Regions from separate parts of the Mus musculus genome. Here region 1 is linked to region 2. The links are chromatin loops, found by intact Hi-C in ENCODE. Cell type or tissue: left cerebral cortex. All regions are shown on one strand. Each heading gives the region's core, and the rest is flanking DNA. Links, peaks and the distances in the headings are about the cores only.

Region 1 (10,992 bases), core at 1,719-9,718, 78 kb before region 2:
TCTTTGAATAGTTCTTCTTGTTTCCACTTGGTTAATTTCACCCCTGAGTTTGATTATTTCCTGCCGTCTACTCCTCTTGGGTGAATTTGCTTCCTTTTTTTCTAGAGCTTTTAGATGTGTTGTCAAGCTGCTAGTATGTGCTCTCTCCCGTTTCTTCTTGGAGGTACTCAGAGCTATGAGTTTCCCTCTTAGAAATGCTTTCATTGTGTCCCAAAGGTTTGGGTACGTTGTGGCTTCATTTTCATTAAACTCTAAAAAGTCTTTAATTTCTTTCTTTATTCCTTCCTTGACCAAGGTATCATTGAGAAGAGTGTTGTTCAGTTTCCACGTGAATGTTGGCTTTCCATTCTTAATGTTGTTATTGAAGATCAGTCTTAGGCCATGGTGGTCTGATAGGATACATGGGACAATTTCAATATTTTTGTATCTGTTGAGGCCTATTTTGTGACCAATTATATGGTCAATTTTTGAGAAGGTCAGGTGAGGTGCTGAGAAGAAGGTATATCCTTTTGTTTTAGGATTAAATATTCTGTAGATATCTGTTAGGTCCATTTGTTTCATAACTTCTGTTAGTTTCACTGTGTCCCTGTTTAGTTTCTGTTTCCACGATCTGTCCATTGATGAAAGTGGTGTGTTGAGGTCTCCCACTATTATTGTGTGAGGTGCAATGTGTGCTTTGAGCTTTACTAAAGTGTCTTTAATGAATGTGGCTGCCCTTGCATTTGGAGCGTAGATATTCAGAATTGAGAGTTCCTCTTGGAGGATTTTACCTTTGATGAGTATGAAGTGTCCCTCCTTGTCTTTTTTGATAACTTTGGGTTAGAAGTCGATTTTATCCGATATTAGAATGGCTACTCCAGCCTGTTTCTTCAGACCATTTGCTTGGAAAATTGTTTTCCAGCCTTTCACTCTGAGGTAGTGTCTGTCTTTTTCCCTGAGATGGGTTTCCTGTAAGCAGCAGAATGTTGGGTCCTGTTTGTGTAGCCAGTCTGTTAGTCTATGTCTTTTTATTGGGGAATTGAGTCCATTGATATTAAGAGATATTAAGGAAAGGTAATTGTTGCTTCCTGTTATTTTTGTTGTTAAAGTTGGCATTCTGTTCTTGTGGCTGTCTTCTTTTAGGTTTGTTGAGGGATTATCTTCTTGTTTTTTCTAGGGCGTGGTTCCCGTCCTTGTATTGGTTTTTTTCTGTTATTATCCTTTGAAGGGCTGGATTCGTGGAGAGATAATGGGTGAATTTAGTTTTGTCGTGGAATACTTTGGTTTCTCCATCTATGGTAATTGAGAGTTTGGCTGGGTATAGTAGCCTGGGCTGGCATTTGTGTTCTCTTAGTGTCTGTATAACATCTGTCCAGGCTCTTCTGGCTTTCATAGTCTCTGATGAAAAATCTGGTGTAATTCTGATAGGCTTGCCTTTATATGTTACTTGACCTTTTTCCCTTACTGCTTTTAGTATTCTATCTTTATTTAGTGCATTTGGTGTTCTGATTATTATGTGTCGGGAGGAATTTCTTTTCTGGTCCAGTCTATTTGGAGTTCTGTAGGATTCTTGTATGTTCATGGGCATCTCTTTCTTTAGATTTGGGAAGTTTTCTTCAATAATTTTGTTGAAGATGTTTGCTGGTCCTTTGAGTTGAAAATCTTCATTCTCATCCACTCCTATTATCCGTAGGTTTGGTCTTCTCATTGTGTCCTGGATTTCCTGGATGTTTTGAGTTAGGATCTTTTTGCATTTTCCATTTTCTTTGATTGTTGTGCCGATGTTCTCTATGGAGTCTTCTGCACCTGAGATTCTCTCTTCCATCTCTTGTATTCTGTTGCTGATGCTGGCATCTATGGTTCCAGATTTCTTTCCTAGGGTTTCTATCTCCAGCGTCGCCTCACTTTGGGTTTTCTTTATTGTGTCTACTTCCCTTTTTAGGTCTAGTATGGTTTTGTTCATTTCCATCACCTGTTTGGATGTGTTTTCCTGTTTTTCTATAAGGACTTCTACCTGTTTGGTTGTGTTTTCCTGTTTTTCTTTAAGGACTTGTAACTCTTTAGCAGTGTTTTCCTGTTTTTCTTTAAGGACTTGTAACTCTTTAGCAGTGTTCTCCTGTATTTCTTTAAGTGAGTTATTGAATTCCTTCTTTATGTCCTCTACCATCATCATGAGATATGCTTTTAAATCCAGGTCTACCTTTTCAGGTGTGTTAGGGTGTCCTGGGTTGGGCGAAGTGGGCGTTCTGGGTTCTGATGATGGTGAGTGGTCCTGGCTTCTGTTAGTAGGATTCTTACGTTTACCTTTCGCCATCTGGCAATCTCTGGAGTTAGTTGTTATAGTTGTCTTTGTTAAGAGATTGTTCCTCTGTTGATTTTGTTACCCTCTATCAGCAGGCGTGGGAGACAAGCTCTCTTCTCTGAGTTTCAGTGGTCAGAGCAGTCTCTGTAGGCAAGCTCTCCTCTTTCAGGGAAGGTGTACAGTTATCTGGTGTTTGGACCTCCTCCTGGCTGAAGGTGAAGGCCCAAAACAGGATCTTTCCCAGAAGCTGTGTTGCTTTGGCCAGGAAGGTGGCCAGTTGTCTGGAGTCGAAGATGTCGCCGCCTGAGAAGCTCTGTGGCTCTTGTCCGGAAGGAGGCCGGCCGTCTGGAGCTGAGGATGGCGCTGCCTCAGAAGCTCTGTGGCTCTTGCCGGGAAGGTGGCTGGTTGTCTGGAGCTGAAGATGGCGCCTCCCAGAAGCTCTGCGACTCTCGCCCGTCCCAGAAACGGCTGGCACTCTGTATTCCACAAGGTCACCTGTGCAGCCTGCCCTCCGCGGAGTCCCGGAGCCAAGAAGGCTCCCGCTGGCGCCTGTGCCACAAACCTCTCAGGCCGGGCAGACCCCCGTGCTCTCACCAGGAAGGTGGCCGGCTGTCTGGAGCTGAAGATGGCGCCACCCAGAAGCTCTGCGACTCTCGCCCGTCCCAGAAAACGGCTGGCACTCTGTATTCCACACGGTCACCCGTGCAGCCTGCCCTCCGCGGAGTCCCGGAGCCAAGAAGGCTCCCGCCGGCGCCTGTGCCACAAACCTCTCAGGCCTGGCAGACCCCCGTGCTCTCACCAGGAAGGTGGCCGGCTATCTGGAGCTGAAGATGGCGCCGCCCAGAAGCTCTGCGACTCTCGCCCGTCCCAGAAAACGGCTGGCACTCTGTATTCCACACGGTCACCCGTGCAGCCTGCCCTCCGCGGAGTCCCAGAGCCAAGAAGGCTCCCGCCGGCGCCTGTGCCACAAACCTCTCAGGCCGGGCCTAGTACTAAGTTCTAACTGAAGGCCGGTAGACCTTGATTAGCTTGTTCTGAGGTCTCTCCCTGGCTACAGATAGCTGTGTTTCCTCTTTGTGTGCTTTTTCTTCTGGACCTTTCTGTACCCTAATCTCTTCTTAGGGTAACAAGTATCACCAATACGAGTCCATTTATTCTAGTGACCTCTTTAAAGGCCAAACTCCAACTCTAATCATTTTCAGTAGCGCTAGATGTTAAATAACTCACATGTTAAGATTTTCACATATAAATTTGGAGGTAAAAATCTACTCTTTTGGCCCTACACACAGGTGAGGCAGGAAGAAGCAGGAAGCAGGAAGAATACCTAATGCTGCTCTTGGTGATTGGTGGAAGCTATCAATCATGAGCTACTGCAAAAACTGGCTGCAGTCGCAGCTTGTCAAGTTCAACCTTTGCCTAGAATCTAAAATGTCCCCAGAGGCTCCTATTTTGAGCATTCGATCCCCCAGCTTAGAGCCCGAACTTTGAAGGTTGTAGAGCCTTTGGAAGTTGCAGTCCTGGCTAGAAGCAAGCCTTTGAAGGTTTGTATACACCTCATGCTGGCCCTGAGCTCTTCGCTTCCTTGGCTCATGCTGCTACAAGATTTCAACTGCATGGTGGACTGAAATCTTACTGAAACTGTAAGCCAAAACCCTTTCTTCCCATAAATTGTTACTGTCAGATATGTTGTCATGGTTATGAGAAAACTAGCACAAACTCAATGTCGTTTATTACCTGAATTCCTTGCTGGGAAGTCTCCAATACCAGTAGTGCCTCAGCTTTGCTTCCCCCATCAGGAATTAAAAGAAGGATGGTAGATGACCTACTTGTATCCTCAAGCTGACACTTTTGAAAACATTCCTTGACTGCAAAGACACTTCTACTTTTGTTTCTTCTCTGAAGTATACATGCATTATTCCCTGGCCCTTGGTTGCAGCCCTGGGGTTATTTTTATCATGGATGGGTTAAAAGGAGCCTAGAGATTAGAAAGTCTCTGTAATACCTGGAAATTGAAAGTCACTGGACTGGGGATGTAGCTTTCTTGGTAGAGTTCTTGCCTAGCATGCATGAGGCCCTGGGTTTGATCTTGAGTACTACATAAAGTAGGCATGGTGGCACAGGCCTACAATCTTAGCCCTCCAGGGGTAGAGGCAGGAGGATCAAAAGCTTAAAGTCATCCTTGGCCAAACAGTGAGTCCCAGACCAGCCTGTGCTAAATGAGACCTTGTCTCCAAAAAAAAAAGAAAGAAAGAAAAATGAACAGTCATTGTTCATGAGTTCAAACCCTGCCTCTGCAAGTAGCCTATGGATACTGCACTGATCACCTTATGCTTCAACTTTCTCATCTACAAAGAGCTTATATTTCTCTAATGATTTCTTTCTAGCTCTGCTCTGAGGCATATTTTCACATAAGTATGTACACAACCTACACACAGCAGTCCTGCTATTTCCTATATTTCCTATCTCCAGGGGGTTCCACAGTACTGTAATTTGGGGCCAGTGGACAGAAGACAAACAATTAGCTCAGCCACTTCCACCACAGCAGGCCCACTTTCTCTGCCTGTATCCTGTACTTCTGCAAGTGAAGTTTCTTCAGCCAAAAGGTTTGAGAAAACTATTGATGCACAGGTTAGTTCCATGGTTGATGCCCTATGGTGATGACTTTGTTATGAAATAAGAAATGTCGAGGATGAAGCATTCCTAACAGTTACTCTAGGTTTGGGGTTAGATACTGTGTGCCCTGTTCACTAGATTCCACTATTTCAGGGACAGGTGACCTAGATTGTACTTGGGAGTTATGAAAGTGTGTTATATCGCTCAGGGACTTTGGGGGCAGAGAGGGGAGCACAATATCGTGCTCCTTCCTGTCAAGGAAATTTTTATTCCATTTGGTGTCTCGGCTTTTCAAGCAGTGATAGAATCCCCCTCCCCTTGTTAACCATCTAAATATATTCCTCCCTCAACACTCAGAACGGCATGACACTTGGCGCTGTCACAGCCTGTCTGAAATGAGGAATCCCACACTGCCTTTATTTTTAACTTCACTTGCTTACATTTTTTGTGTCAACCTCAGCTGGGAGTTTCCCCTCCTGTGCGGTCTTAAATTAGTAAAATCTGGGTCTTTGGTACAGGCTTTAAGATGAACACTGTCTTTAAGAATGACCCTATAGGATCTGCAACCCTATAGGTGGAACAACATTATGAACTAACCAGTACCCCGGAGCTCTTGACTCTAGCTGCATATGTATCAAAAGATGGCCTAGTTGGTCATCACTGGAAAGAGAGGCCCATTGGACTTGCAAACTTTATATGCCCCAGTACAGGGAATGCCAGGGCCAAAAAGTGGGAGTGGGTGGGTAGGGGAATGGGTGGGTAGGGGAGTGGGGGGAGGGTATGGGGGACTTTTGGGATAACATTGAAAATGTAAATGAGGAAAATACCTAATAAAATATATTTAAAAAAAAAAAAAGAATGACCCTATAGTTGCTAAATGCCAAGTCTTGTAAGGGGCTGAGTAAACATTTATGGGACACTTACTGTATACCATGTGTAACTCTTAAAGGTTTTAAAACTGAACCTGATATGAATCACACCTCTTGAATTTGAGAGTAGAGAATAAAGCTCAGGGCAGAGTACTTTGAGGGAACTTGAAAACAAGACAGTGGCCAGACTCAGTGGGCTTCACACTAATGAAGTTAAATTAAAAAAAAAAAAAAAAAAAAAAAAAACCTCTACAATTGGTAGCAGTCTTACCTGGAAAGGAATCAAAAATGCTGATAAAACTGCCATAGTACTCCATGAAGACACGTAAGACATGTAATCCGATCCACCAATCCTGTGATTTCTACTTTCTCACCCCACCATGAAGTCTGCTGCAGAATTAACCTCAATTCATTATTTGCAAACCCACAAAATTAGAAGCTTCTCTTCGGCTAGGTTCTCCCTTTACTGCGAGGAGTGGCATTACAGTGGTGTGAGTGTGTGTGTGTGTGTGTGTGTGTGTGTGTGTGTGTGTGTGTGTTTTCATGTGTGGCACATGTGTATGTGTACATAGGCACCTGAGTAAATACCAGCGGTTTGTGTCAGGTGTCTTCCTAATTCATTTCTTACCTTTATCTATCTTGTTTTTTGCACACAGTTTGTTTCTGCCTCTCAAGCACTGAGAACACAGGTGTTCCATGTATATTAGACAACCAACTCAAGTCCTCATGCACACACAGTAAGGACTTTATCAACTGAGCCCTCTCCCCAGCCTCAACATCTCTTTTTGATTGGGATGTAGGCAGCTGTGTGGAAGGAGCTCTACCTTCAGCAATTCCAAATCTGTCTTCATGAGATCTACTTGCAAAACTTAGAGTTCAGATTAAATAAGGGTTCCCACCATGACAAAACTGGTTCATTATCGCTCCACATAAACCACCTATACATCAGTGTGCTTCATGCTTTCCTTGTGCGGGAATGTTGATATGTTCCATAGCCCACCCCTCCTGGAGAAAAAGGAAAGTAAAAACTTTGGTCACTGAGTCTTTCCAGGACTTCTGTTCGGAGACAACACTTCACACAGAAGAGCAGAGCATGCACTACCTGACAGGCTCTTTGGAAAATTCTCCCTGATCTCCTCTAGACCTGGTCCCATGAGCCTGTGCTTTCACAGATTGTTCTTTGTCTTTTGCACTGCAGTTAATCTTGATTGTACAACTTTGTGCTCAGTCCATTGAGTCCCCCTTACAAATCAGAAAACCTAAGAGTGATTCTGACGACCCTCAACAAAAACAATTCACCCACTCACTCCTAGAACTCCAAATCCCAGAACTCACCAAAGGCTCTGAAATGGTATCAAGCTAACATCCCATAAGCCCACATTCTCTTCTGTGGGGCAATCAGCATCTGTCCTTGCATCACAGATGACATCACTCACCCATCTCCATAATGATCAGGCTGTACCCCAGATGTGAAACCTGACGTTTTGTTGACAGGGAAGTTTTCAATGTCTAATTCTGCACACCACAAGATTCAGCAGGAAGAACTTTTCACTACTGAACCCACTCCAGTGACGCATGGCAGCCTTAATTTTAAAACTGGGTTTCTACTCTGCCACCCTAATCTCACACAGAGCATCAGCCTTGGTAATGCCCCTAGCCCCTCTAGGGGACTGCTTCCAACTTTCAACTGGCCAACAACAGGTCACCAGGCTTAGAAACAAAACAGTATAATACCAACACAGGAAATCCACTGGAGAAGTCACTCAGCAGCCATGGTGCCCTTAAATTATTGACATGGTTTAGGCTATTTGAGCATGAGTATTCACACTATGGCTGCAGGGTTTGTGGACCATGGGATATGTTTGGAATAAAAAAAAAAAATCCATCCTAAAATACTGTGATCTCCAAAGTAGATACTTAGGAATTAGTAAGCCGTCAACCTCTATGGAGGTTAGCTACAGATTCCAACTTTAACATCCACAAATAAGAGTAGAAACTTGATGTTTGTATTATGGGGTCTGGGTTATATCACTCAGAGTGACTGTTTCCAGCTCCATGCATTGACCTGTAAATTTTATAACTTTATGTTTTTAATGGCTGAATAATATTCCATTGTTCATTATACATTTTTCAGGTGATAGAATTTGAGAGCGTTTCCATTTCCTGTCTAATACGAACAGAGCACCAATGAACACCGATGGACAAGCATCTTTGTGGTAGGTAGGATAGACACTCCTTTGGGTATATGCCTAGGAGTCATATGGCTGGACGTGTAAGGAACCTCTACACCGAATTCCACAGTGGCTGCACCATTCTGACTCCCAACAGCAACAAGCAGTCAGAATTGATGGGAACTGAGATCCAGTGAAGGTTACATAGAGACTTTGATCCAAATCACATTAAGATTTTCAATCACTAATTTTTTTAAAGCCTTGCTTGTGTCTTTGCAACCAAAACATTATGAAAATCTGCTTGCTTCATGCACTGTGTTAAGAATGGTAAAGAATAATAAAGAATGAAGAAAAATAAGCACAGAAGTTATAAGATTGGCAAATAAACCAAGCATCCTTGTATTACTGGGATCAAGGAGGAACATTTGAAGGACAGCAGTGGGTTCAAAGCAACAAAAGGACAAAGAGCATCCCACCTCCCTCACAGGCCATTGCCACTCAGAGTTCAAGTTCTCTCCTAAGAGTCTTCAGTTTGAGCTCCTGACTTAGATTCTATCTTTATGAGCAATGCTACAATTTAGGCATTTATTTATGAAACAGCAATAATCTACTTCAGATACATCAAAGCTTAACTCTTATTTCTGATAATGGCAGCTCTCCACTAAACCAACCAACTCAATGAACTTAAACATACATATATTTACATATATATGTGTGTGAGTTTTCAAGTGTATACATGCATCAAATTTTGATGAAACACATGTTAAGTCATTATTTATAGAACAGTGCTAAAGTCAATGCTCTGAGAAGAAAAGTTGATACCTTTTCTTATTCTTTGACATTCCCTTCAGCTCCAGTCTCTGCACATTGATTGTGACCTAAACACAGCTTAGTATCAAGGACTCCAGAGAGCCATCTCAGCTGCTCCCTGGTACTGGAGCCTACTCCCCTTTACGAAGCAGCTTGAACTGATCATCAAAAGGAAACCCTTGCTGTGTAGATCTAGGACATATTGAGAGGAGCCAGCTATCTCCATTCCCGGCTCCATAAAATGATTTACTCAGTTTTCCCCTCTGGGGCAGAAAAGTAAACAGAGACCTTCATAACAAGCAAAAGCTAGCATTGCCCTTACCTTGTTATTTTGCTGGAATTCATTTTGAATGCCAATTTCAATATATTCCCCAATACCATTTCTCAAAAAAAAAAAAACCTAGTCAACAGCAAAAATATAAATGACCAATAAATATATGAAGCATGCTTAATAGCACCAGCCACCAGAGAAATGCAAACCTTAGCAACCATGACATATCACCTCACATAGTTAAAATGGCTATTATCAGAATAATAATAATAACAGTGATAAAATGATTAAAGGGAAGTCTCGTACACTGTTTGTGAGAATGAGGATAATTGCTACAATCAGTATGTAAAACAATCTGGAGGCTCTTACAAAGACTAAAAATAAAACTACCATATGAACGAGTTATTCTACTTCTGAATACATGTACATGTCCACAGGAAATAAACTCAGCGTGTTAAGGATAGACCTGAGTGCCTGTATTTACTGCAGGGCTGCTCATTAAAGCTAAGATATGATATAAGTTTAGATGCCCATCAACAGATAAATGCACAAAGAAAACATGGCAGGCACACATATACAATTTGTGGTTATAATTAAGCCATAGAGAGGAATGAAATCCTGTCCTACACAGAATGGAAGAGAAGCGCTTATGCTAAGTGAAATTATCAAGGCACAGAAAGACAGGTACCACTTTCTTTTTCATATGAAAAGCATAAAAGAAAAAATATTGACCTAAACATAGACTAGTAAGTGCAAGATGTTGGGAATGGTCGTAAAAAGACAGATAAATGGGAGGGGGGTATGAATGTCATTAGTGCACAGATATTAAAATATCCCACAGAATCCTACTAATTTGTACAGTTGATACAGGTTAACCAAAATGTTTTCTATGCAATTAAATGTGACTAAATGTGTCCTCAACTTAGAATTGGATTATACCTACAAGCACTTTATACACTGAAAATTCCACAAGTTTAAATGCATTTAATAACCTAGTAAAACCATAATTTTGTAAACTCATATACAGTAGAACAATTGAGTCAGTTAGTCTCCTGGTGATCATATGATTGACTTGGAGAAATTCAGTCTCAGTCCAGAGCATCAAAGAGAATATTTAATAGCATGTCATAAGCATAGGAGAAGACAAAAGCCCAAATGTTCATGTATACTTTCTACTCAATAGATATTGTTTTCATATTACTATAAGTAAAACAATTTTATCATTCCACTATAAGCTAAAGACTAAACAATCTTTTTTAGTTATGTTTTAGCCTGGAGCCTTTGGTTTAACTTAAACTCAGCTTTAAATACAAAACACTTCTATTAATATTATAGAGTCTCAAAAGAGAATTAAAAAGTTGGGTACAATTTTAGTTTTATTTTTTGAAAAGGAGTAGCCCAAACTATTCTGGAACCACTATGTATCTCACACTGGCATGAAACTCATGGCAATACTCTTAGTCTTTCAACTACTGGAATTACAGATATGAGCCTACAGGCTCAGTTCAACAATAATCCTAATGAATACATTCGTGGTTGAAATTTGAGCAATAGAGTGTTAGTTTTGGAGAGTGACTGAATATTCTTTACTTGCTCTGTGACCTGAGCAAGTTCAAGCACAGATCTCAGCTCTGGTTCCATTTTATCTGCAATAAAAAAGGAATACTGACCTGGAAGTTTGAAACCTAAATAAAGATGGCATGCAACACCATGTCATATGTGATGGAGTAACAGTAGGAACACACACACATGATATTCCTATAATTTTTCTAAAGCACCATTGTTTGAGATAAAAGGAAATAAGTTTGATCAAGAGTATTGGAGTCCCCATCCAAGCATCTATCACAAATCTAAGATAATTGTACATTTATATTTTTTAGGGACAGTCCAGCTGGGTATATCTAGTCTGGACATGACAATTCATAGCACCCTCTTCTACTCTATTTGCAATAAGTTGTACTAGTTAAGCATACTTCA
Region 2 (10,992 bases), core at 1,265-9,264:
TTTGCAACTTGGGAAATCTGGTATCTCCCAGTGGTCCCTAGAAACCTCAAGATTAAATCCCCACATCCTGATAACTCCATCAAGTGCTGCTAGGATCTTCTTTTTGTCTTCCCAGTATCATCTAGGAAAAGCGCCCAGCTGAATTCCCCTTACATAGCTTGTGCCCGTTGCTGGAGCTAAAGTGATAGATGCTTTGATTTCACAGATCTTGGTCCTGTTCCTGCTCCCAAAACAGTGGATAAGGAAGATGGAACTTTGGGGACTGAAAGACACAGGGTGAAAACCAAGGTGTTCTTGTTGCAGGATATTTGATCACACTGTGAACCATGAGACTGTTGTTTACTGGGAAACCCTGCTTATAGTAGTGGTGTGGCTCAGCCTTAGCACTCATCTCTAATCCCTCTGGCTGGACTTCAGACACGGACTTAGTACACACCTTAATCCCAAACAGGAAAGGTAAAGCTAGGTTGCAGAAGGAAACACCCATGTTTCAAAGTAATGTCTGACTGAAGGGCACACAAAGTGACAAATCAAAGATCTGACAGAATAGGATGCGTCCGATTCTCATGAGAAGAGAGAGGAAAGGGAAGCTGCTTAGGAGAGCAGTGCAAAGAGAGAGAAAGGAGAGAAGGCAGATTCCTGGGAGAGTTTTAGCGAGATAGGTTGGAGAGAAAGCAAGCTAGACACGGGTAAAGGAAGAATGAGCCAGAGAATGAGAAGACGATAAGTTAGAACAGATTGCCAGAGTTAGTTTGAGGCCAAGCAGAACAATTCGGTCAGAGCCCAAGAAAGAAGATGGATTGAATCAGTCAGCTTGAAGAGGAGTTTGAGCCAGGACAGCTGAGTTTAACCAGCCAGTCAGAGCTCTGAAAGGATAAGAAAGGGTAAATGTATTTATAAATTGGAGGCTGAAAACATTCTAGGCCTAGATAAGATTGTAGAGAGGAGGCTAGAAGCTTCCGGGACTAGGCTGAGATTAGCAGATGAGGTCAGTAAGCCTCAGAGATGACAGTTCCAACAGAATCAAAGTTTCTTTTACATGGTCTTCCCAGTGCAAGGATTAAAACAAATACGGAAGCAGCCATTCTGCTACTCAAGAAAATACAGGTAGCTGCCTCTTCACCCAAATAACTATCCTCAGCCCCTATTTCCGCCTCAAAGCTCTGGCTATTGTTTGCTATTATACTGTGTAGTAATTTAAATAAGAATGGCCTCCGTAGGCTCATATACTTGAATATTTGGTCCTCAGTAGGAATGTTTGGGAAAGATTAGAAGATGTGGCCTTGTTGAAGACGGTGTGTCACTAGAGGTGGAATTTGAAGTTTTAAAAGCACATGTTATCCCCAGTTAACTCAGACTCTCTCTACCTTCTGGTTGTTGTCTCAGTGTGTAAGCTCTAACTTACTGCTCCAACACTATGCCTGCCTACCTGCTGTCATGTTTCCCACCAATGGTCATGGACTCTGATCCCCTGAACTATGAGCCCTCAAACTAAGTACTTTCTTTTATAAGTTGTCTTGGTCATGGTGGTTTTTGATAGCAATAAAAAAGTAACTAAGGAGCCGGGCTTGGTGGCGCACGCCTTTAATCCCAGCACTCGGGAGGCAGAGGCAGGTGGATTTCTGAGTTCGAGGCCAGCCTGGTCTACAAAGTGAGTTCCACGACAACCAGGGCCATACAGAGAAACCCTGTCTTGGAAAAAAGAGAGAAAGAAAGAGAGAGAGAGAGAGAGAGAGAGAGAGAGGGAGGGAGGGAGGGAGGGAGGGAGGGAGGAAGGAAGGAAGGAAGGAAGGAAGGAAGGAAGGAAGGAAGAGAAAGAAAGAAAGAAAGAAAGAAAGAAAGAAAGAAAGAAAGAAAGAAAGAAAGAAAGAAAGAAAGAAGGAAGTAACTAAGGTGTAGTGTTTGCTTGTTTGTTTGTTTATACAAAGGCATAATTACATCACCATATTCCCACTTGTGTTAGGAATACCTGGTACATAATAGTACTTAGTATTTGTTGAATAACTGAGTCTGAAGTAGCAAACTACCTTTCACCTATTAATAACACATAGGCTAGGCAACAAGATAACATTAGAGAGTAAAATAAATAAATAACCATTTATGAGTACACCTAATAGATGCTTAATAGATGCTCACTGTCCACACACACAGGAGAGCGGGGAACAGCTCCCATCCTTGCTCCTGTAAGCTTAAGGCTGGAAATTCCCCTTTATCACAAAGGATGGGTTCCAAACCCCCCAGGAGTGCCTTAAATCGTAGACGGTACTACTGATCCCCATATATGCTCTTATCTTCCTATTGATACCTATGATAGTTTATCTTCTAAATTAGGAAAAGTTAGAAGAAATTAGCAGTGATAGTAAAAACAAGACAATCACAACAACGTTCTATAATAAACATAAAACTTACTACTTGCTTATTTTTAGAATTTTCCATTTAGTATTTTTGGTCTTCAATTGACCATAGGAAATTGAAAACTGGGATATGGAAACTGCAGACAACAGGGACATAACAAATAGATCTCAAGGTATGTCACACCTGGTACAGAGGAAGGGACCCCGACCCTCACATTGGGAAAGCTGCATCTTTATTGGGACTCACCGAGCCAGCTCTTTACTGCACAGGGGGGCCAGGGTCTGATCTCCAAGAGTTTCACGTGTAGTATGTTTGGAGTGTGGCCCTTAAATATGCACAGCTGACCAGTTCCCAAGTGGTGTGGCTGCTATTTCAGAAGCCACATTTGTAAGAAACAAGTTCTCCTGGGGAGACTGCCTCTTTCTACAGTTTTTCCCATGCTAATGCAACAGCTACTGAACAGCAGAGTCCATAGGGATGGAAAGCAGGTAGCCACTTTTGCAATCCTTGTTAAATCAGTCCCCGAAGGATTTGAGGGCCAGACAGGGCAATAGTCTCCCAGCAAACTCTCAGTGCTGTGATCCACTGAGGGATCTTGGACCACCTGAGAAAGGAGTGCTGTTCAGGGGGCCAGTGGGCAATAAGAAAACCAATAACAACAAAGTTTTCATGGCCTCAAGAAAAGGCTTCTAAATATAACTGTAGGTTTTTAGGCTTCTACTTTTAAATGCTATCCAACTGTGGAAAAAGGTCATTTTCTCCCATGGCCTTAAAGACATCCTGTGTTTCAGACTCCTCTGAAAGGTGGAGTCTGATTTCCTGCTGTCGGAAATGGTTTAGCAGCCACTCCCAGGGATTCATATTCAAGTCTGAGGACCACTGTCCAGTAGCAAAGCCATAAAGAGATCACAAAGGAGAACTCTGATGTAGTCTCAGAACTACGAGCTGTAGCTGAAAAGAGAGTAGATGGGAGGAGGAGGAGGAGGAGGGGGAGGGGGGAGGAGGAGGAGAGGGAGGAGGAGGAGGGGGAGGAGGGGAAGGGGGAGGGGAGGGGGAGGGGAGGGGGAGGATGAGGAGGGGAAGGGGGAGGGGAGGGGGAGGGGAGGGGGAGGGGGGAGGAGGATTTGCTAAGCATATCCATCTTTTGTCGTCCAAGCCTCTGAACATCACTGACTGAACCACCTCCCAAAACCTATGTGACAGGCTGAAAATCAGGAGACCTGGGAAGAATACTAATTTGGAGAAGAGTCTGGCTTCAGTCCCACAACTGTTGATGACGGCTCCTGTCTTCTGCTTATATAGCTCATGGAAACTGAAAACAGACAGGAAGCAGTAGGAGGGTCTAGGAAGTAGAGAAGCCGCTGGTGGTGATAGGTGACAAGAAAGAGAGGCTCAGAAAGCCCCGAGGGGAACCTCCCAATCTGGCATTGTTCTTGATTGCGTGTGGAGACAGGGGCAGCCTTCTAAGCTTTGTCTCATATCCTTGTCCAGCTGAAAACAATGTCACAAACGAAAAGGAAACCACCCACCTGAACACCGAGAAAACCCTGGTGTGCTTTCCAGAGAACGAGTCTCCGTTTCTCCTTTCCCATTCTTATTGCTGGTGCTGAACTATTGCCATCTAACTAAGCAGTGTGTGGCCCTTCCCTACACCTCAGGATTACTCTCTGGAAAATGAAAATGCTGAGCACAGGATACTGTATTAGCCAGGTCACACACATTTAAGACCTGCGACTCGACAACTAAGACCCCCACACAGATGTGATGTTCTCATTACGACCACCACCCCTCATTGCAGTCAGCACACACACCAGGACTTTAACACAAGCTTCCAAAGGACCATGAGATCATATTTTATACTATGTTTTTTTTCTTGTTTTTTTTTTTCTGAGACAGGGTCTGTGCTATATTTAAAAATACTAGATTGGTTTTGTTTTTTGTTTGTTTGGGGTTTGGGAACAGTTATTTTTTTTTCACCTCCTGGGCTGTTCTAACTCTATTTTCCGCAGGCACCACTAGAAAAAGCAAAGCAATAGTGGTCTCTTGTGGAAATGAACAGTATTTGCAACTATATTTATAACCTAACACTGAAACACAGGATGTCTTTAAGGCCATGGGAGAAAATGACCCTTTTCCACAGTTGGATAGCATTTAAAAGTAGAGGCCTAAAAACCTACAGTTATATTTAGAAGCCTTTTCTTGAGGCCATGAAAACTATGTTGTTATTGGTTTTCTTATTGCCCACTGGCCCCCTGAACAGCACTTCTCTAATTCCCAGGAACAGTCTGAGGCAAGTTCAAGAGACTCTGAGATTCCGTGATCCAGCAAGTCCCGATGGCACTGTAGAAGCAAATAGCTACATTTTCATTAAAAGCTCTTTTCATGAGGGAGCTACAAAAATTAAACCCTTTCTACCCAGAGACCCACTCAGAAGTGTTCTAGTAACCTATTGGCAACTGTTCTTCTTTGTTTGTGGCCCCGGAAGGCAAAGAGTAAGGGTACACTAGAACCAACAGGGTTGGACGAATCACAAATACCTGGTGAGTTTCTCCAAGGGATGATGTGCATGTGCCCTGCCCCATAACCTGATGGATGTTGTGGGCATTGTTTGCACTGCACCAGAACAAACTAAATCTCTGACTTATATTTCACAACTTGGGAAAGCAGATATCATTAGCGTGTTAAAATGCACTTAATGAGATTTAGCATTCACACTGTCTTCAACTCACAACTCCAGCTGCCAAAACAGATTATCAGCTTGGGAGTTTACGGGACGAGCTTCATTTTCTCACAGTTCTGGAGGCTACAAGCCCCTGGACTAGTGCATCGCCTGGTTCTGGGGAGAGTGGTTTCCCCTTTGCATCTTGGCAGCTTCCCGTTTTTAAATGACAAAGCGGCAGATGTAGGTGACTCTTCCTCAGGAAAACACGAATCCCATCATGAGGGATCCTTCTGCCTTCATTAATTTAATCAACTCCCAAAGGCCCCACATCCTAATCCCATACTCAGGCCTGAATTTCAACAGGGGAATGGGAAAGAAGGGGCCTAAATCTTCAGTCCCTAACACAGAGAGACTGCTATGCAAGCTGTGCAAAACTGTCACCAGTATTTGCCTTAAAAGGCCTCTATGTGTTACTCCATGATCAATCACATCTGATGAAAGAAATAAAAGGAAAAAGACCTTGTTTTGAGAATCCGTAGATAAAGTGGCTTTAGAACCAACGCTGGTAGCCATCAGCTGGAAGCCGAATGAATGGGAGCTGGACAGAGATTTCACAAGATGACCCTTCTGCCAGGGTGACTTCCGGGTGCCTACAACCAGTGTCCTCACGGGGGCTTCCAATGGTGTCAGCCAATGGTCTGAGTCCAAAGAATCACTCTAGAACTGTTAGCCAGACCCTGACCCAGGTCGGACCCTGGTTCTTCAGATGATAAGTACAAATTCAATATACTGTAAATAAAGACATACGCATGTAAGTTTTACTTACAGGTTCTGGGCAAGGAGGGCTTCAAGTGTATTCAGTTCTCCTGTGAACGTGGGGTGAGGCAGAAATGAAGCTGTTCCAACAGACAGGAAGTCTGGGTGTATAGAAGCAACCCTTCTCCAGGATTGCTGACAGACAGGGTTCCTTGCTTGTGTAGCAGTTTGAGAGAAGTCGTGGACGGGAAGTGGGGGGCCTGGATGCTAGGCTTAGAGCTGCCTCCACATTCTTTTCATTTTTATTGCTGAAATACGATATTTTCAGTTTCTCAGCCTCATAATAATATCAGGTATGGGTTCAGTCTCATGAAGCAGGTCCTTAATCCAACATAAAAATTGTTTTGTTACTGTGTTGATTAATTTTATGTCAACTTGACAGGAACGACAGTTGTTTGGGAAGAGGGACTCTCAGTTGAGAAAATGCCTTTATAGCATTTACCTGTGGCAAGTCTATAAGTGCATTAATGGTTGATGAAGTGGAGGGTCAGACCACAGGAGGAGCTGACACCATAGGCAGGTGGGCCAGGTAGTATAAGAAAGCAGTCTGAACAAGCCAGAAGAAGCAATCAAACAGACTGGAGAGATGGCTCAGGGGTTAAGAACATTGACTGTTCTTTTGAAGGTCCTGAGTTCAAATTCCAGCAACTAACTATATGGTGGCTCACAAACATCCATAATGAGATCTGGCACCCCCTTCTGGTGTGTCTGAAGACAGCTACTTAGATGTAATAATTAATAAACCTTTAGGCTGGAGCGAACAGGGCTGGGGCAAGCAGAGGTCCTGAATTCAAATTCCCAGCAACCACATGATGGCTCACAACCATTAGTACAGCTACAGTGTACCCATATACATTAGATAGATAGATAAATAAATAAATAAATAAATAAATATTTTAAAAAAAAGAAAAGAAGATGAAGAAGAAGAAGAAGCAATCAAACCAGCAATACTCCTCCATGGGCTGTCCTTCAGTTCTTGTCTCCTGGTTTCTGCCTTGAGTTTCTGCCATGACTCCTCCCAGTGATGAAATGCGACCTGATAGTTGTAAGCTGAAATAAGTCCGTTCCTCCCCCGGGATCTTTTGATCATGGTGTTTTGTCACATCAGTAGAAGCCCTTACTTAGGGCAGTTACTGCCATAACATTTGTGCTACTATTGCATCGTGGGCATATTGTATTAGAGCTCTCAGGGTGTGGATCCACGTCTGCTGGGCACTGCCTCTTGGGGAGACCAAATGCAAGGAGTTTGACTGAATTTATTCCACGCCACCACCTAGGATGGTGCCAGATTGTAGGAAGCACCAAGACACCGCTCTGGGGGTGGGAAAGCACAGTCTGAGATTCAGGAAGCTGGAGCTGGTTCAGGGGTTCCCCGAGGCGTGTGACAAGGCCGGGCTGTGGGGTTCTCAGACTCTTGGACGTCCAGATACTACTGGGAATCATGGAAGAGCTGAGAACAGAGTTGGGGGAGAGGGAAGCCCATGAGCTGGGGCCAGCATCTAGACTGGGCAGGAGAAAGGGGAGCTCCAGCTTGTCCCAGCAGTGATTGTCCTTTGCTTGGTGACAGGCTGGGAGCACAAAGAGGCCTTCTATGGGAGAATTAAGTTGCAGCTCTGTAGTCAAATGCCTTCTTCACAGCTCCCCACAAAGGATCTTGATGAAAGAGACATTCTATGGTTTTAAACAATTTATTGGCTGTTCATGGTGGAAAATGGATGCATACTGTACCATATCCACTTCTCAGGGTGGAGCTGAGATTAAATACCTTTTGCAGAGAGGAATGTCTGGGAATGGAATCTTATTGGCTAAGCCTTTCAGGCCTCTAGGTACCTCATTAGCATGGGAAAACTCTGTTTTGGGCCTACATGACTATAGGACCTGTTTCTTTATGTGAGAAGCATAGCATGTATTCCAGGCCAGGAATCAGGCAGGGAGCGGGGTGTCGCCTAAGTCTCAGGTGTGTGCCCACTGAGTCTCTGGATCTCAACCTCTCTACCTTATCAAACTTCCTGGCATGGTTTTATGTCCTATATCAGGATTTATAGCTCAGTGAAACTGAAGAATACATTTCTCCTTCTGTAGCATGTATAGTACCTTCCATCACTGTAAAGGCTAGCCAGTGGGGGTGGAGATTCTAGTTGAGCACCAGCTAGAGTTCCCCATAGTCTATGCCATAAGTGTGTGGTATCTTCTCAAGTAGAAAATTCTGGTTTCTTTGGAGACTCGGTTGTGTCATGTGATGTTTTCTTCTGGAAGCAGTCTTATGAGAGGATGTTTTTGCTGAGAGCAGACACGTGGTTAGTGTCTTTCTGGAAGCAGCTCGGGAATAATGCACGTGATACATTGCTAGAACATATGCTTGAGAGAACACATGATGTTTGGAAAGGCTATAAGTATAACCCAACAGGCAGGGAATGGAGCTGTTTGGTATGGGTGTGCCTTACCATTCTCTGCTGGGCATCGTTGGGCTTTGCTGACACTGATCTTCACTGATGACACCGTATGGTATTGATTCACCTTGCCATTCTTTGCTGGCCATGGTTTGTCATAACTTCTAATGGTGTTGCTGTGGCTTCTTGCCACTTTCTCAGACTCAGGCCGATTGGCAGAGCCTCAAGATTTCTTCTGGCTTCAGTTGCTGATTTGTGAACGGTGTTTGTGGGTGGATCAAGCTGCTGCTACTGCTGATTCCTGTGAACCCAACAGCTGATATCCTGACAACACAGATTAGGTTTGCTCCAAAGAACAATTTCTAAACAGGTTCACATGCCCCTTTGCTCTATTAACCTTTTCCTTCCCACTACCTCTGGTGGGTGGTGAGCTAGAAGGGAGGTTAAAGCATTTAAGAACCCTTATTAAAAGTAGATTTTGAAAAATCTAAGCCTACGGTCTTCTGCAATAGGCTCTTACTGTTGGATTGTGAGGGATAACTAGTAGTACTGACAACACCCTACAGTGCTTGAGGGGTGTCTGAAACTCTTTGGCTAATTACCCAGAAAGATGGGGCGGGATTTGAATCTAGTACTATTCTTCTGCTAAATGAACATAGCAATAAAATGTCTCCTAATGCCACAGTGCTATCTGCACAGATCAGTGCATGACTCAAACCTCAGCAGAGAAACTTTCTTGCAAATGGTCATTAACACAACTAACTGGAATGGGATATCTTCATCATAACCCTCCCCTCAAGGCTCTGATATCTATACAGAAGAATACTCAGAAAGAGTGTAAGAGTCTGTGGTGGTTTGAATGAGACTGCCTCCCATAAGTACATATTTGCATAGTTCTCAGGTAGAGTTACCATTGCTGTGATAAAACAACCAAACCCAACTTGAAGAAGAAAGGATTTATCTCATCATCAAAAGCAGCGAGGGCAGGAACCTGGAGGCAGGAGCTGATACAGAGGTCATGAAGGGTATGATTTACTGGCTTGCCCCCCATGGCTTCCTCAGTGTGCTTTCTTATAGAAGTCATGACCAAATTCCCAAGAATGGCACAACCCCAAATGGGTGGGGCCTTCCCCCATCAATCACTAATTAAGAAAATGCCATAAAAGCTTGCCAATCGCCCAGCCTTATAGATACCATTTTCTCACATGAGGCTCCCTCCTCTCTGATGACTCTAGTTTGTGCCAAGCTGACATAAAACTAGCCAGTACAGTTTGGAAGGATTAGGTGTGTGGTCTTGGTATGGGATATAAGCTCTCAGGTACTTTTCCAGCACCATGCCTGCCTGCATGCTGCCATGCTCCCTGCCATGATTATAATGGGGACTAGGTCTATGAAACTGTAAGCAAGCCCCAAATTAAATGTGTTGTTTTAGAAGAATTGCCTTGGTCATGGTGTCTCTTCACAGCAATAGAACACCAAGGCAGAACCAGAGGTGGCAGACTATTTCAAGGCAACACCTTTTTCCAGACACATAAGGCAGATGAGCATATGAAGAACATAAAGTCCATGGGGTAGGGAAATGTTGAGAAATGGAAAAGAATTTGGTAAATACATGCTGTATGAAATTCTCAAAGAATAAAAATACAATATTTTCATTCACTTTTGAGAATTTTATATGTGCATACAGTGTATTTTGGGCACATTCACCTCCAACTCCTCCCACCTAGTTCCTCCCAGGTTCATGGCCACCCCACCACACCCTAACCCTAACGCTGACCTTCCCCCAACTTCACGTCCGTCTTCCTTCCTTCCTTCCTTCCTTCCTTCCTTCCTTCCTTCCTTCCTTCCTTCCTTCCTTCCTTCCTTCCTTCCTTCCTTGCCACAGTCCCTCTGGGTCCCTATGTCTGTGTGGAACGGGTCTCTAGTCGCAGGTGGGCAAAGCGTTGGATGAGACGACAGATAGATGCACACAGGAGAGGTTGTGTAGAATTTGAATGTATTTGTCAGTTCGAGCATCAAGCTTTTTATAGTACAGAGAATATAAGGGGTTGGAAGTCACATCAGGCAAGGTACATTGAAGTTACCAGGTACAAAACAAAGGAATGACTTCAAAAGGAATTACAGGAACCAGGTAAATGTTTACAATAAAGATAAAGCAGTCCTGCCTAGGATCAGCTTAATGACAGGCAAGAATTTCACACTTTAGTGTTAATACCTTTGAACCTTGTGAAGGCTAGCACCAGGGGGTTCTGCTCTTGGCAGGCCTCAAGAATAATGCAATATCACAAACCCCTAATTTCCTAGGCCTTGCTAAATTCTTAACTTATCTGGAGAATCTCCATTTGTCAGGAGAGTATACCAACTTGCTTTTGATATGCAATGTAGCCTGTACTAAAGATTTTTATCTAAGTGAGATTCCCTGGCTCTTTCTGCAGACCAGTTGAACCACTGGCTCTGTCTATTGTAATGGTTAATTAGTTACTGAATAGGTAAACTTCCTTGCTGCCTTCTCACAGGATTCTAAGCTCGGAGGCTTCTGGGTTCTTGGAACACTGGGGAAACTAACTATAACAGAATTAAATCTTAAAGGGCAATTATAATAAAATATTAAAAGAGAGCTCATAGATCCATACATCAGACAAACGTGGGAATAGAGTATGAGTATGAGAACGCCAAAACTCCAGAAGGAGAGCTTCCTTGAAACTCTCTGCCTTGTGAGTGGCTTTTAGGCTTCACAGCCTGTCAAGCTGACTCGACCGGAGTACGTGG

The links. A loop is a pair of places that touch in the nucleus more often than their neighbours do. Peaks named below come from ENCODE experiments on the same cell type or tissue, not always from the same donor. Only the 100,000 strongest peaks of a DNase experiment are listed, where the experiment ranks them.
Region 1: it touches region 2 in a loop (3-fold over the local background); 2 of 42 quality-filtered maps call a loop at or near these places.

Annotation. Positions count from the first base shown.
Region 1 is chr6:108,946,885-108,957,876 of GRCm38, reverse strand. No RefSeq gene overlaps it. Among named protein-coding and RNA genes, the nearest start is that of Gm6749, 72 kb to the right of the region's middle. In left cerebral cortex, for the core only: no CTCF peak of the experiment used is centred there; a DNase peak (open chromatin) is centred at 5,318.
Region 2 is chr6:108,868,924-108,879,915 of GRCm38, reverse strand. No RefSeq gene overlaps it. Among named protein-coding and RNA genes, the nearest start is that of Gm6749, 6.4 kb to the left of the region's middle. In left cerebral cortex, for the core only: a CTCF peak has its summit at 4,396; DNase peaks (open chromatin) are centred at 3,775 and 4,393; H3K4me3 peaks cover 355 bases; H3K27ac peaks cover 433 bases.